2 separate regions of the Mus musculus genome follow, and region 2 is linked to region 1. A link is a loop called in an ENCODE intact Hi-C map of the cell type or tissue named here. Cell type or tissue: left cerebral cortex. All regions are shown on one strand.

Region 1 (8,000 bases):
CACCTCTCCTAAAAACATTCTCCAAAGTTTTATGGGGTTTTTACACAATACCTCAAAACAATGTGGGAAGATCCCAAATCAAAATCCTTTACCAGCCTGATCTTTTAATGCTTTGGTTTTAGATAATCTCTCACGCCCACTTATATTCAACATTTCTGCTGTGTTAAACAAGAAAACACCTTGAAAACCTGTTTGGCCTGCTTCGACACTTTCTTTTAATTTTCCATCTCACTTTCCACTTTACCCATTGTCCCTGAAGACCACGCCCACAGCCAGTTCTCCCCCACCCCCCCGGAAATATGGCTTCAGCCTATTTTATTGTCTCTTGGTGAAGGGATTGGGAGGGCACCACCTAAAACTTCAGCCTCTAGAAAAAAGTGTGTGTGTGTGTGTGTGTGTGTGTGTGTGTGTGTGTGTGTGTGTGTGATAACTATCTCCATGGGAAAACTTATAGTGTGCCTTAATTGGACAATTTTTTAAAGGCCATGTTTGAACAACTTAGGTCCATTCAGACATAAAGGTATAAAATTTTACTTGTGCACTGGCAAGATGGCTCTTGCTATCAAGTATGATCCGAGCTTCATCCTCAGGACTTGAATGAGAAGCGAATACCAACTTCCACAGTTATTCTCTGACATATATATATTACAGTGAAACAAATGAATATAATTTAAAAATTGTGATTAACTATGTTAGTGGGTTTTTATGGAGTGTCTAAGAAAATCATTTAATTCTAGAAATATCAGAGGAGCCCAATTTTGTTGGCTCTCCTATTAGACAAATTAGTTTATTTACATAAGAGACAGGGTCTGGCTATGGTGAGGTACCCACCACTGAACTTAGTTTGAAACATTATTTTAATATGAATACAGTGAAAGGCAAAATATGAAAGGCATTCTAGATTTCCTTAAACAGCTCTTGTCTATAATATAGTGACAAATCAAAGCAACTGGACAAAATGCTGATGCAAGAATAAGAGATGTTGACCGAAAATGGATGTATTACATTGAACCTTATGGAACTGCTGGTACTGCCTTAAAAGAGTGCAGTTTCATCTACATGCCAAGCTTATGTCCTCCACCATGCACATCTGCTAGAGTACCACAGCGAGGTCTGTAAACAAGCACATGCTTGGAAGAGCTTCCCAAGGGCTAATGTCTACCAGGATGTCCACGAGCAAGCCAGGGCGCCTTCTCTAGGTAGTCGTCAGGCTAATGGGCCACAGAGAACTTGCTTAACCAGAGCGCTCCTTCCTGCCAGCGATATCACAAGATGAAGAGAGGAAAATTCATTAAGTTGCAAAGTCATCTCCCTATACTTAGCCTAACCACATGATCATAAAACAATTTTGCCCACTGCCTCCTGTCCACAGCTTTCTGGAATATATCTTAGGGGTTTTGTTTGTTTGAGGAGCAGGGCTCAAAATGAGTGAAGTCAAAAGAAAAATGAAAACACCAGGAATAGATTTTTTTTTTCAATTCATTCTAACTGCAAATTCCTCTACAAGCCTTCTTGGCTCATAGAACATTTATGTCACATGAAATACACTTGGCCATAATCCTTCCTCAGTGTCTGATACGTGAAATGCTGTCTAATAAGAAATACAAACTAGAAAAACAGAATAGTGCTAGGAATTCAGAATATGATTGCTAAGAATTGGTTTTTATCCATAACTAGACTGTATTAAAACTTTTTAAAAATCAGTTTGGGGAAGCCTTTGTCTTGCAGGATAATTAAATTTCTAATTTTTGTCTTTTTAAGCCAGAAGGATTTTAAAAAGCACGAGGCCAGTCTGTGCTATATAGTGAGTTCTTAGCCAGCCTCAGCTACCAGTGTGATGCCCCACCCCACCCCTGCCCAACATAAACAAATCAAAAGAGGGCTGGTATACCAGTCCAGTGAGTAAGATACTTGCTGTCAACCATGACAATCTGACTTAGATCCCTGGGACCCACATGGTGAGAGAAAACTATCCTCTGACCTCCACATGTATGCTATGGCACATGAGAGCTGACAAACACAAAAGAAGTAACAATGTCATTAAATGATAAATAAAAATAATAGAATTTCTAAGTTTTCATGAAATGTGAGTTTTGAAAAATGCCTGTGGATTCAGTACTTACTATTCTTTTCCTTCCTTGATGGCTTTACTCCATATCTTCTGCATATCTGCTATAGTTTACAAGAAATGACACCTTATATTGAACTGAAAGTGAAGATCAAGTCAGACGATGTTTATGAATACTCTTTAGAAATGGTAGAGCTAAGGGCTGGAGAGATGACTCAGTAGTTAAGAGAAAGAGCCCTGGCTGTTATTCTAGAGGACCTGAGTTTGATTCCCAACACCTACATGGCAGCTCACAATCATTTGTAATTTCAGTTCTAGGGGAGCTGACCCCCTCTTCTGACCTCTGAGGGCACTAGGAATGCATGTGGTATTCAGACATACAGGCAGGCAAAACACCCATATACATAAAATAATGGCGAAATTATTTTTAAATTGTGAAGTTTTGGTTGAAAATGTAGCTCAGTGGCAGAGTGCTTGCCTAGCATACAAGAAACCCTGGGTTCAATTATTAATGCCACAAAAAATGATGAATCTCCATAAGGGTGAGCCATCATCCATAGTCGTTGTCTTTAATGGCAGAGTTTGTTCCCAAGTAGATCCTGGCTAATGCCCACAAATATGATGAGCACAAGAGACTTTTTTCCCCTTTCTTTCCAGCCTCGTCAGCTATTTACTTAGTTCCAGGCAGTAACCTCATTAGAAAATTCAGGAGCTGCCAAAACAGCAATTGTTGAGTTTAGCAACAGCCAGCCTGAGGTGTGCCCAGCTCCTCTGCACCCTGCCTCAAACAAACAAACAAACAAACAAACAAACAAACAAACAAGCAAGCAAACAATTCACAGAACCAAATGTTCAGAGAGTGAGAACAAGTTTGGTAGGCATAAACTAGGGCTTGACATGATAGCAACAGGGGCAACGTGGACTGTTTCCACATTCCCAGCTGAGATATGGGCTCAGCACAGAGGCACTGTGCGATCAAGTAGCATGTTCATTTTCCCAAGCAGGGTGGGCCACACGTATCTCAAAGTCAATGTGAATACTGTGGCTTCCTTCCTCTCTCTCTCTTGTATCATGCTTGCACAATGTCAGCATATGCCACACTCAGCATGTGGCCATTCTTCACTGGCCAGGACATGTGGGTGTTTGAGAATGTTCCTGGCCTCCACTCACTAGACACATGAGGGAGGAAACTCATTCCCAGCTGAGAACCATTGCCTTCAGTCTAGTTTTCTACGGTTGCTAGAACTTTCTCTTGTTAGCCAATGGCTCTAGAGCCTGGCTGTACCCTGGAGTCAGCTGGAAAGGTTTTACTATATGTCCTATGCCCTGATATTGTGAATGGGTAGTGACCAGCTTGTGTGGTGTGAAAACTTTAAAATATGTACACCCCCCACCCCCAGTTTGTTTGAACACATAACATGCCATGTAGGCAGCTGGAACACAATTGGCTACTTTTAGAAGGGTACAAAGAGAGGAATTTGATGGACCTATAGGAAAGTATAGTTGGGGGAATAATGTCCAACAGGAAAAGTTGGAGGATCTATACCCAGCAGAAAAGACCAACTGATCATCAAGACAAGAGATGGGGGAGGCAGTGCTGACGCCCATGGGGAGCATAAAATCAGGGGACAGACTGGTTTCCTAGGGCCACTGTAATAAAGGAGCATAAACTTGACAGTTTTAAATCACAGAAATTAGTCTCTCACAGTTCTGGAAGCTAAAAATCCAAAGCCAAGGTGAGGAAAGGGCTGCAGTTTCTCTGACAGGATCATGAGGCAGGTTCATTTTTGCCTCTACCAGCTTCCAGCAGTCATTAGTAGTCCTTGATGTTTAGTCCTTGGCTTGGTTCTGTGCTCCAGCCTCCACCCATGTCACCATATGGTGTTCTCTCTGTGTGTCTCATAAGGACACCGATAGATCAAGTTGGACTCAGGCCTACGCTAGTCAACCAAGGCCTCACCCCCACTTCCTTATATCTACAAAGACTACTTCCAAGTAATGGCACCTTCACAGGTACTAGAAGTTAAGATTTTACTATATTGGCACCTGAGAGGCAATATATGACTCAACTCCCACCAGGTGAGGGAGACTGAGAAAGACAATCACATTTGGAAGCCATGTGAGCTATGCTTGTAAAATTGCTCAGTCTAGGCAGAATTTGGAACTGAAGAATTGGGTGCTAGCAGCACGGAGGAACAAATTTGAGCGGGGGTGGGTGTGATGCCAGAGCAGAAGGCGCAAAGGAGAACACCATGCACGTACCACCTAAGCTCAGGGGGCCTTGGTAGAAGTACTCTCAAAGGAGGCCGAGAATATTGGAGAAGATCCAGGTCAGGGGCTTGTCACAGAGGAGAGAATTTTGAGAAGCGGGGGACGTGACACAGTGAAAGCAGTTAGGCAGGGAGGATATAGCAAAGACCACTAAAACAGAAAATTCCAACTTCCTTGCCAGTGTCATCACAGAGACTAGAATGGAAACCACCAGTTTTTAGAAGGACCACCGGAGGACTGGGAAAGTGAGGAAGAGGAGGAAAGGATGGGCCGAATACTGCAGAAATGTAGCGAGATAAGGCGAGGGAATGATGTAGCAGATAAAGGAGAAAATCACAGCCAAGAGCAAGTCTGCCAAATGTTGGATCCTGCAAAGGCATCTGGGATGGAAAGAGATTAAGATGTAAGTGGAGGTGGATGAGTGGCAAGGAATCAAGAGGCCAGGAGAGTAGGCACCAGATACAGAGAGCAAGTTGGGACAGCTCCTGTTACCATTTGGTCTAAGCTCCGCCCCACAGTTACCTGGCAACAGCCAGGTGTGCCTGACTCACTATAAAAGGGGTTGCTTGCCCCCTCTGCTCTCTCTTGCTCTTGACTTCTTGTTCCCTCTCTACCTTCTTGCCCCTTCCCACTTCTCTCCCCATTCCTCTACCCACCCTCCACATGCTCATGTCCTGCCTCTACTTCTCTACTTCTCTTTTCTCTCTCTCTCTCTCTCTCTCTCTCTCTCTCTCTCTCTCTCTCTCTCTCTCTGTCTCTACTACCATCTCAACTCCCTTCCCCATGCCCTAAATAACCTAAATAAACACTGTTCTATACTATACTGTCCTGTGGCTGGTCCCCCTTCCCCCATACCTGACTACACATCCACCAAAACATTCTTCTCTTTATCTTTGTATAAAATACAACAGCTCCCTTAACATGGAAGTGAGGAAAGAGGAACTAGAGGAAAACAGATGTCTATCCAACTCCAAGACAAAAAACACTCAAAAGATATGGTGATGACTGGCAGGTTACAGGTACAGCCTGTCCTGCCTGGAAAGGGGGACATACAACCATTACCTGATGGTATCCATGTTAACAAGCTTAAGAGGCATAACTGGTAGATGACATAGTAAAAGGGTGATGGTCTTGGCCTTATTAAGACAAGAAGCTTGCCCCAAGTCTGAGTTGCTTGAGGATATTAGTAGACTTTAAATTTTTAGAATATCAGAGGCCCCAGGGGGTAGAGGAGAGGGAGGGGAGGGAGAAGGAGGAAAGGAGGAAGGGAGGGAGGGAGAGAGGGAGGGAGGGAGAGAGAGAGAGCTTTTACTATACACTGTTTCACTGGGGAATGGACTCTGGCACAACAGTCACACCTAAAAAATGAAAAAAAAAATTGGGAGTCAGATGATTTGTCTTTTGTTATAGGTTTGTTTGTTTGTTTGTTAAAAATTGAGATGGGGTTTCTTATACCCAAAGCTGCCCTTAAACTTGCTATACAGCCAAGGATAAACTTACACTCCTGATACGGATACTACTTCCACCTCCTGAGTATGGGGATTGTAGGTGTTCAGTACCACACCCAGTTTCCTTAGAACATGGGTTGGTTTTTTTTTTTTTTTGGGGGGGGGCGGTTGTTTGTTTTGGTTTTTGGTTTTTTGAGACAGGGTTTTTCTGTGTATCCCTGGCTGTCCTGGAACTCACTTTGTAGACCAGGCTGGCCTGGAAATTTACCTGCCTCTGCCTCCCAAGTGCTGGGATTAAAGGTATGAGCCACCACACCCTGCGAACATGGGGTTTTGTGTATGCTAGGCAAACACTCTCCCAACTGAGATACATTCCTTGTCCCCATTTTTATTTCTTTTAATTTTTTACTTTAAAAAAAGCATGCACATGAGTGTTTTGCATTTGAGTGCTTTGCATATGAGTGCTTTGCATATGAGTGCTTTGTCTGTGTACATGTACATGTGCCACATGCTTGCCTACAGAAAATCAAAAGCGGATCCAATGCCTTGGAACTAGAGTTATAAATGATTGTGAGCCACCATGTGAGTTCTGCGAACTGAATCCAGGTCCTCTACAAGAGCAGTAAGTGCTGTTTAACTGCTGAGCTATCCTTCCAGCCCATCTTTCTAATGATTTTGATAAAAGAAAATGTCTGCTTCTGTGTACACAAGGCATACATCAGGAGACAGACAGCTGATCTAATGAGAAGATGCTTCTTGGTTCATTATCATATTCCACAGGGATTTTGGATTCCCTCAATAAGAGTCTTACACCACCAACAGGCTCTTCCTGAAGGGCCTGGTTAACACATCTATGATACATGTACCACATCAGTATGAACAAGGGGCAGACCTTCAGAGTCTCTTTGTTAGGCCTCCACTGCAGCTTTTCAAATTCCAGTCGTTACTTTGTTGTGGCTCATTCTTATGTCACCAGAAATCCCAGAGGGTAGAGTATTCTCCTAAGAGTGAGCCATTCAATTTTATAACTGGGAGAACCTGGGGTGCTCTGCTAAGGTTGTGCCTAATACCATCTGTCAAAACCCCACCCCAGTGCCAGCCTTCCCAGCTCTGACTCTGTTCCAAGAGCTCCAGGTCCCTTTCCTTTAGGTGGCTTCCTGGGTAATGTCTCTGTCTCTGTTTGCAGAAGTCAGGTTAACTCTCTTTCAATCTCTCTCACTGATAAGTGCCCACTTTCTCCACTAGAGTACAGCCATGCACATTTACCTGCTGTCCACTTGACTTGGAAACAGTCACTTGGGGCAACCCCAACTTTCAGTACGGTGTGCCCAAGGAAGGCAACCCAGAGCAGATGTGTCTCTGTATCTTTGGCCAGCTTTGCCAAATAGAGACAATTTGAAGTTAAATCACAAGACATTTGGATGGTAAAGTATCTTACAAGTTGAAAGGAAGAAAGATGATGTGACTCTTTTAATATCCCCTTTGAGAACTCAGGTGCACCAAAGAAACCCCCCCCCCTTTTCCCGATTTTTGCCTAGAAGTTACTTCAGCCCTCAAACACACATTTTCCCCAGACTTGAGTCAATGTAAGGATTAATGAGCTTCTGTCTAGGGAAAGGCACATTCTCGGACAGGCACATGGACCCTTCCCCCATTCCTCTTGGACCCATCCAGGCCTACTCACAACACTGCTCATTTCATACTCATCTGGGAGACAGAAAGCATCAAATACTAAGAGCTGGCTGACTTTGTATATATGCACCACAAACACTAGGCCACATGATTTCATGTGGAATGCAGTGACTGGGCTCAACACTGTCTCTGTAGAACCATAGCTGCCCACCTGTGAAATGTCTGACACAGTCCCTCTCTCAAGGACAAGGATGGCAGATTTCATGAATCCTGTGCACCAGCATTGCCAAGGAGAGTTGACCATGTTCGTTCGTTCTTTCTCTCTCATTCTCTCTCTCCCTCTCCCTCTCCCTCTCCCTCTCCCTCTCCCTCTCCCTCTCTTTCTTTTTTTATCTGCAGGACAATATTGAGAGCAGGTCTTTCCATCTTCCTTGGACAGAGACACCAAGCAGAAGAAACTAAAGGGACTTGGGCTATGGCCCGAGTTTGAGCAGAGTCTTGGCTATCAGATGAGATTGCTGGGAGCTCAGGAATCAGGCAGTTAGAATGGAAAGACACAAAGCTATACAAGGACTCCTGCA
Region 2 (8,000 bases), 120 kb after region 1:
GCTTCATGCAAGCATTGTGACAATGGAGCTACAAACACCAATTCTCCTGGGTTGTGCCTTTTTATAAAAAAAAATGTATTTCAAGACAGGGTGTCTCTGTGTATGTAGCCTTGGCTGTTCTGGAACTCTCTCTGTAGACCAGGCTGTCCTGAAACTCAGAGATCCGCCTGCCCCTGCCCCCAAGTGCTGGGATTAAAGGCGTGCGCCACCACCACTGGACAGAGTTTTGCTTTTTAATCTTTCCTCAAGCTATACTTTTATGGTGTGTGTACAAAATCTAGACCTTAATCTTTTTTGTTGGTTTGTTTTTAAGGTGACGTCTTGCAGTGTATCCCAGGCTACCTTCAAATCTGCAAAGGTGAAAGCAGGAGAAGCACTGGAAGAGTGAGCCACTCTGCTGGGCTCTCTTGAACATCTTTTAAAAATTGGCCGCCAGTGTAGAAGCCAGACCATTTGTCGGCCTGCCTCAGAGAATTTGATCATTCCACCGAGTGAAACTGAACTCCACCACATTAGAGCATTCATCTTCTCTCTTCTGAGCCCCCTGGCCTCCCAACCTAAACATAGAAAGCCAGAGATGGAAGAATAGAAAAAAAGGAGCAGTAAATCATTCACATGAGTGGATCATCTTGAAACTAACAATGTAAAACCCCCAGTGAGAGACTGAGTCTGCCAACTGATTGAGGTTTTAGTGGAAAAAAAAAAGAGAAAGAATAAACCATTTTCAGGAAACGAACCCAACATTAAAATATTAACAGGAAATAGAATGTTCTTCAAATGTTGAACAAACATCCCTTTAAAAAACACTGCAGAGTCTTTCAATAACAATCTATAGCTATATCTTTATCTAATATATATACATATATACATATATGTATATGTGTATGTTTATTTAATATGATAGCTGAAGCAGGCATGGTGATGTATGCCTGTAATCCCAGCACTAGTGGCAGCAGGACAGGCCAGCCTGGGCTACAGTGTGAGGCCCTATCTCAAACAAACAAAAATGATAGCTGAGTTTCGGGGGGAAAAAAAGGGAGTGGGGGGAGACTGGGGGACTGTCCTCTAAATGTGACATGTTTCCTGGAGCCATGTTGGGAGAAAGAATGGAAGCACACAGGGATGATGAGCTGTCTCAGCAACTCAAAGTGCTTGCCTTGTAAGCCTGATGATTTGATTTGGATGCCAGCAACCTACAGTGGACCCTTTCCCAAAAGTTGTCCTCCGAGCTCCACATGTGTGCATCTGCATGCATATATAATACAGCCACTCCATGAAGAATAGGTGGAATTAGAAGTGCTCACTGTACACATCCCTACCACCCAGGCCTCAAGCTCATCAGGTCCCACCCTCTCCTCTGCACCTCACCCACAGCTCCCTCAGCCCACACAGGGCTTTTTGTTCTCCAAGGTCTCTTGCCTCTATCATTCAGTCTTGGACTACATTCTCCACTTCCTGAAATTGTTTCTTTAGAAACAATTTGTCTCCCCTATCTCCCTGCAAGGTCCAAGGTTGCCACTTATTTTCGATGAGAAAGAGCTTCAGGAAATGTTGGCTGGAGTGAGTTGGGTTGGGATCTCTGGGAATGGGAGCTGCTACCCGGTGGGTTCTCAGGATCTCATTGGGCTGTGTTTTGTCAAGGCTCTCGGGGCTACTGGCAGAATTAGAGAACAGCAGGCTTGGGGGCTGCAGCGTCTGTCAGTATGCTATTTGGCTCTTCCTCTTCTCTTTTTTCCTTCCTGTGTCTCTGCTTTCTATTTCTGCCCATTTTTCCTTTTCAAGATTTCTATCCTTCCCACTAAAAGAAGAGGAAAAGATGGTGATCGTGGGGCTAAAACAAAGCTGTCCTGAATTTGTATGTGTGTGTGTGTGTGTGTGTGTGTGTGTGTGTGTGTGTGTGTGTATCATTTCTTCATATTCTTGGGTGGGAGCAGGGGGAGCTAGGGCACTGCAGCTCAAACTAGGCTTTGTGACTTCTAAACTCATATTCCCATTGAGCTATACCTGAGTCCTTTATTTATTTCATTTAAAAATACTTGGTGGAATGACTTTTGGACATTTGGATTCAGCCTGCATTTTAGATGTTGGGAAGGTTTTGAAATAGCTTGTACATGAGCTAGGAGTGTAGCTCAGTTGGTAGAGGCTTGCCTAGCATGCTTATGAGCCCTGGTTCCAGCCCCAGCACTACATAAATAGGGTGTGGTGATGCACACACATGATTTCAGCACTTAGGAGGGGTAGCTCAAGGTCATTCCTAGCTCCATAGCAAGGCTGGATACATGAGTCCCTGTCTCGGGGGTAAAATAAATAGATGCAGACAAAAATTTAGATTTAGCATGAGCATGAAGGAACTGGTTTACTTTAAATGAAAGAGAGAGGGAGGCATAAGGAGGAGGGGAAGGAGATAGGAAGGGGGGAGGCAAGCTAGTTGAGAGAAGTGTTGAAAGTAGTACAACTGAGGAAGGATCAAAGGTAGATCCTGAGGGTCTTGCCTTCCTGCCAGAGAGGTGGGTGGGATTTTTATGTATAGGAAAGCGTGTGTCCTAAGGAGGAATTGTTACTGCACTTAGCAATGTCTACCAATCGGTTTCATGTAGGATTCAATAGGCCATACACCTAGAATTCAATTCAGACTCAGACAGAAAGAAAACTTCGAACTGCTCAGTCTCACAGGTTTTTAAAAGCTCATGGCAGCGCTGCTAAATCCCCACAGCCTCCTGCCCTGGAGAATGGCTTGCTTTATTTCTGGTGGATGATTAAATCCAAACTCTGATGATATGACAAGAATCAGGAGCTAGCAAGCTGGGGACATGTCAAACTCAGAAGTGAGTATGAGTGTCCAGAAGCCTCTCCTGGGGCTCTGGTGTCCTCTCCTCCCATCAGCCAGTTTGAATCAGGTTGTCCCAGAATTAGAATGAAAAGACTTGTTATCTATAGGCAGAATGGCATGTTCCAGCATTAGTAAGAAATGTATCTAGTCCGTTAGATTTTCATTAAATGTATCTGTGAGAATCAGCTGATGTTGAGTAGGACAGGAAGGCAAACATCTGCCCTTGGGCAGTTTCCATGAACTTACTTCCAGATCCTTCTAGCAGATATCTTAGGACTAGTTCCTCCATTTATATGGGCATTAAAGATAACACTCAACATTATTTAAATGACATTTACTTCTCTTGTGTTGTGGGAGGGTGGTGTCTGGTGGCCACTGTGAGGGTTTGGAGGTCAGAAAACAACTTGCAGGGGTCTGGGCTCAAAGTCAGGTGGTCAAGATGGGCAGCAGGTACCTTTACCCACTGACAGAGCCATGGGGTAGGCCGGCACTCTCTTTTACCATAAAACTTGGTTACATGATACAGCAACGACAATGAAAACATAGTAATGGGAGGAAATGGAACAAGGGCACTGAGATAAAAGACACATTACAATTTTGCTGTTTTGTGAAAAGTGTCCCTGTCTGCCTGGATTTTCACTTCTTTCATCTTCATGAGAGTTGAAACCCTGCCTGGAACGATCAAATTCAAGCAGAGTACCAGTTGAATCTACTCCTGTGAGAACACAATTCTCTGAGAAATTGGTCTGGTTCAGGCCCTCTAGCAGTTATGCCCATCAGAATCCTTCATTGATGCTGGTTGCCAAGGAGACGATTAGTTTAGGGACCTTGGAAAAGAGCCCAGCTAGGTGGCTGCCAGGGAGCCTGCAGCCCAAAGTCTTTTATGACCTCTTGGTCATGAAAGGCACTCTCCCTCTTTGGAGCAACATGGTAGAAGAGATGTACCCATGTCACTACAATTTTGTCTCTTATGTTTTTGTGGTTCACAACTCATACTGATAAGAAGGACAATAGCCAAAATCTCAAGGCCTGTGAGTCTTGAGGTTAGCCATTTCTGAAGTTGGCAAAAGGTAAATCACAGCCTCCTGTGGTTTACTGAAGTGTTGAGGCCCTCTAGAGAATTTTTCTATGTAGCCTAGATTTCTGCTCAGCAACCATCTTTCTGAAAGAGGATGGGATGAGGTCCATGGAAAGATGAACCCAGCCTTCTGAGAACTCTCCTTCAGTCTCAGCACCATTTCATGCAGGCTGAGGTTCTTTGCAGTAAAGGGCCTTTGGTGTTACAGATTCTGTGATACAATGTAATATATCTTCTACCCCAAGCATCATAGTTCCGAAGGAGCCCGAGACTTAGAAGAAAAAAAGGGGAAGTGCCTGGTTTAGAATCTTCTCCTCTTCCTGGCCACATGGCATCTACTGCGGGGGCGTCAGATGGAATCCCGCCCTGGCTATGCCTTATTCCAAGTGTGAAGTTTCACGAAGGTTTGTCAAAGCCCCATATGCCAATGTTTTCTCCAGGCTTCTCCCGTGCCCTCTCTTCCATAAAGCCACCCACGTAACACAAGCCCAAGTAGAAGGCCATCTGCATTACCTCATCCTTTTTTTTGTAGGCCATAGTTTCTCTATTGCCATGGTCTGGGCTTTAAAGATGCCAGCTTATTGCAATTCGAACCATCAGATATTGGGTTTGTACTGCATAGAAGAAGAGCAGTATGAGAAGAAAGTCTCAGAGCGATTTATTGGGTAAATAAGAATGCAAGAAAGTGAGGGCATTCAAGAGGGAGAGAGCATGAGTAAGATGTTTTATGTTCATGTCCTGGAAGCCCATTGTGGTTTAATTAGAAGATCCGGCGTCACAAGCTCAGACACTTCAGAGCATTGGTTCTCAGTCCTGGCTGCATATACAGTCCCCTGGGGAACATTTAAAATGTACACACAGCCTGCCCAGATCGATTATACTGGAATCTCTGGGGGCGGTTCACAGGCATCGAATTTATTAGAGAGTATGCTGCTATCTAGAATCACCAGATGCCAGAGAACCATCAAATTAGGTTTCCAGTAGCAAATTTAGGAAGGCCACATTTTAAAACATGTTCAGCTTTTCTATTTAAATACAAGACCTCACCACAATTAGCATGTAATGTTGGCCCTCACTAACCTCAAGTTGTTATTCTATTCTTCATATTTGCAGTTACTGAGGGAATATTAGATATCAGTTTGCATAAAAGCAGTTAGTAGATAATTACGTATTTATGTAGTTAGACTGGTTTAAAACTGTTTGTTTCAGGAAGTGATACACAGCATGGCTTCATTTTTACTTGGTATTTGTTTGTTTCCTACTATGACCTGAGACTTGAAAAATGTACACCACACACACACACACACACACCATATGACACAGTCTTGTGTCTCAAATAGTTCAGGCTGTTCTTAAAATTGATAAGTAGCTGAGGGTAAATTGAACTTCTGATTATTCTGCATCCACTTCCTGAGTGCTGGGTTTATAGGCAAGTACCACCACTACCCTTGTTTTTTACCGTGCTGGGGTGGAACCCAGGGTTTGTATATCCTGGGTAAGCACTCTGATGCCCTATGAACCAAGATACACTCCCAAACCTGTCATCCATTTCTTTACTCAGAGTCCACATTTGAAGCTGGTGATAGAATCCAGCATTGGTCCAAGGGAGGAGACATCAGAACAGGCTGATAGAGTATGGCTAGTCTGCCAGGAAAAAGAATATTGTAGCACCCATGGAATGAGTTGGATTGAGGTGTGATGGATGCTGACAAGAGTCTCTGGGGTCAGAGAATGTTTAGAAGAGATGGCTTGCTAGGACCAGAGACGCAAAGGTTGGCTTTACTGGTAATCCAGGAGGGATGGCAACACAAGATGGGTGACAGGATGCTCAGAAGCAACAAATAAATTCCTGTTAGACCCCTTCTCATTCTCTCATAACTGAGATTCAACACTAAGCAGGGGGGAATGAGCCTGTTTTTTCTTGCCAGGGGCTGTAGCTAGTTTATCATGTATGCAAATGAAATACAACTGTTGTTCTTGAGGAAATGCCAGCCTAACTGGAAGGCTCGGACCTTAATCAATACACCCACACACACCCCTGTAAGTATATTCTCCCAGAAGTAGACGGTTGAATCTGCTACAACTGAATACAAGACCAAATTTTTGCAGAGGCGTTCAAGGCCCTCTTTATGAATGAGTATTCAAAGCTGAGGGCCCAAGATCAAAGCAGTCATAAAATCTGAGACCACTTTGTCACTTATTAGCGTGTATGTGCTCTTCACAAAAGCTCTGTGAGTTAGATTCCTACTTTACTTGACTCAGAGGATTAAGTGACGAATAGACATGGAGTCACAGAGCAACACATTGTTTCAGAACTCATGTCTTCCTATTTCTTATCTTGTCCTCATTTTGTGCAATTCTTTCCCTTCTGGCCAAATACCAATTTGTCCCAAATGTTTCCATGCTATACCATTTAACAAAAAGAGACGGCTAGTCCTGAAATGACTCACTGGAGGAGAAGGTGTGAAAAGTTAATTCCTAGTCTCCAGCTTAGTATCTTAGCAACCACATATATTTAGTCATGACTGCTTCTATGCCTACTTTCATATGATCTGCAAGCTGCATCACAATTTAACTGAAGCTTTGCTCTAAAGGCACTAATGACTCTTTCATACTCAGAATCTTAGTTTTCACTCTCTGCCATGCATATGATGTGCGAAATTCCAGCACTTTCTTAGTATAAAAAGAACCCACCCTATTTTTAAAAGGAAGCTGATGCTAACCAAGAGCTTTCTCCTCCTTTAAGGTTGTATATGACTTTCATAAGCCTGGGGAATGTATATAGGTCTAACCTTTTTGAGAGCGATTTGATAGTAACTATCAAGAGCCTAAAACATGTTCTCTATTTGACTTGCTAATTCCACCTCTGTATTCTGTCCTCAGGCAGACTAGTCTGAAAAAGAGACTAAAATTTATGCATAAAAATCTTCACCAAGCCAGGTGTGGTGGTGCATGCCTTTAATCCCAGCACTTGGGAGGCAGAGGCAGGTGGATTTTTGAGTTCGAGACCAGCCTGGTCTACAAAGTAAGTTCCAGGACAACCAAGGCTACACAGAAAAGCCCTGTCTTGAAGAAGAAGAAGAAGAACAACAACAACAACAAAAAACAAAAAAACAAAAAACTTCACCAATGCATTATTTATGAACATCAAAGTATCATTTACAACAGCAAAAAAAAAAGTGGAAAGAACTTACAAGAATTGAGACTTTAGTGGGATGGTTGAGTTGAAATTTATATAGTCCTAAACTAGATAGACTCAAAGAAATCGGGTAGAGGAGATGGCTTAGTAGGCAAAGTGCTTGTTGTGCAAGCACGAGGACCTGAGTTCTAATCTCCAGAACCAAAGTAAAAACCTCCCACCCCCTCAAAAAATATAACACCCATAAACAACAAAAACAAAGCATAGAAAACATCTCATCATGGAAACTGTAGAATGTCACAGTGTATCCCAGGATATATCTCTCTGTCAACACACCTTCACTTGCAAATGTTCATTGCAATGAGTCATTGTTCTGGTTTGAGATCTCTGGTTTCTGTGACACCATCAATACTGGATCCTCACTGGGACTCCTCCTAGTTATCCTGTTGTTGCCCTGTGTCCAGTAGATCCTGTAGTCTTGGGACAGCAGGACTGGCATTTCATTCATCCCCACCATTTTCAGATGACAAAGATTTTTCAGAGGGCCAAGTCAGATCCTTGGATCTGTACCTGCGGGGTAACTGAGCTGGTACCCCAGCTCTCCCTTATATACACCACTAAGATGTGCTCTCCAGCACTGCTCCAGCTAGGCCACCCAATGCCTTCAGCAGCAGGAGGCAGGCTCAGCTCTCCTGCTCTCATGATAGTTCATCTGTACCCATGCCTCCAGAGCCAGCTAGCTGACCCATTAGTGCTTCAAAGTCAGGGCCAGCCCCATTGTGTTGTTCAGGTGATATGCAGGGCCCACTGTCCCAAGTGCTACAAAGTGTTACAGCCATTGGGGGAACAGGGCTAGCTGTCTCAAGCCCCCTGGACTAGCTCTCTGAGGGGCATAGGGGGCATCACCCCTACACCCACACCACCTCTTGCCAGACAAGTGGCAGGGCCACCTC

The links. A loop is a pair of places that touch in the nucleus more often than their neighbours do. Peaks named below come from ENCODE experiments on the same cell type or tissue, not always from the same donor. Only the 100,000 strongest peaks of a DNase experiment are listed, where the experiment ranks them.
Region 2: a loop joins it to region 1, with 6 times the contacts of the local background. A loop is called at or near these places in 3 of 42 quality-filtered maps.

The regions. Positions count from the first base shown.
Region 1 is chrX:166,335,269-166,343,268 of GRCm38, reverse strand. It overlaps a transcript of Gpm6b not described here. Among named protein-coding and RNA genes, the nearest start is that of Gpm6b, 5.3 kb to the left of the region's middle. In left cerebral cortex, no CTCF peak of the experiment used is centred here; DNase peaks (open chromatin) are centred at 3,212, 3,983, 4,284, 4,676 and 1 more place; H3K27ac peaks cover 1,672 bases.
Region 2 is chrX:166,213,199-166,221,198 of GRCm38, reverse strand. No RefSeq gene overlaps it. Among named protein-coding and RNA genes, the nearest start is that of Gemin8, 47 kb to the right of the region's middle. In left cerebral cortex, no CTCF peak of the experiment used is centred here; DNase peaks (open chromatin) are centred at 1,690, 2,065, 4,286 and 6,430; H3K27ac peaks cover 1,528 bases.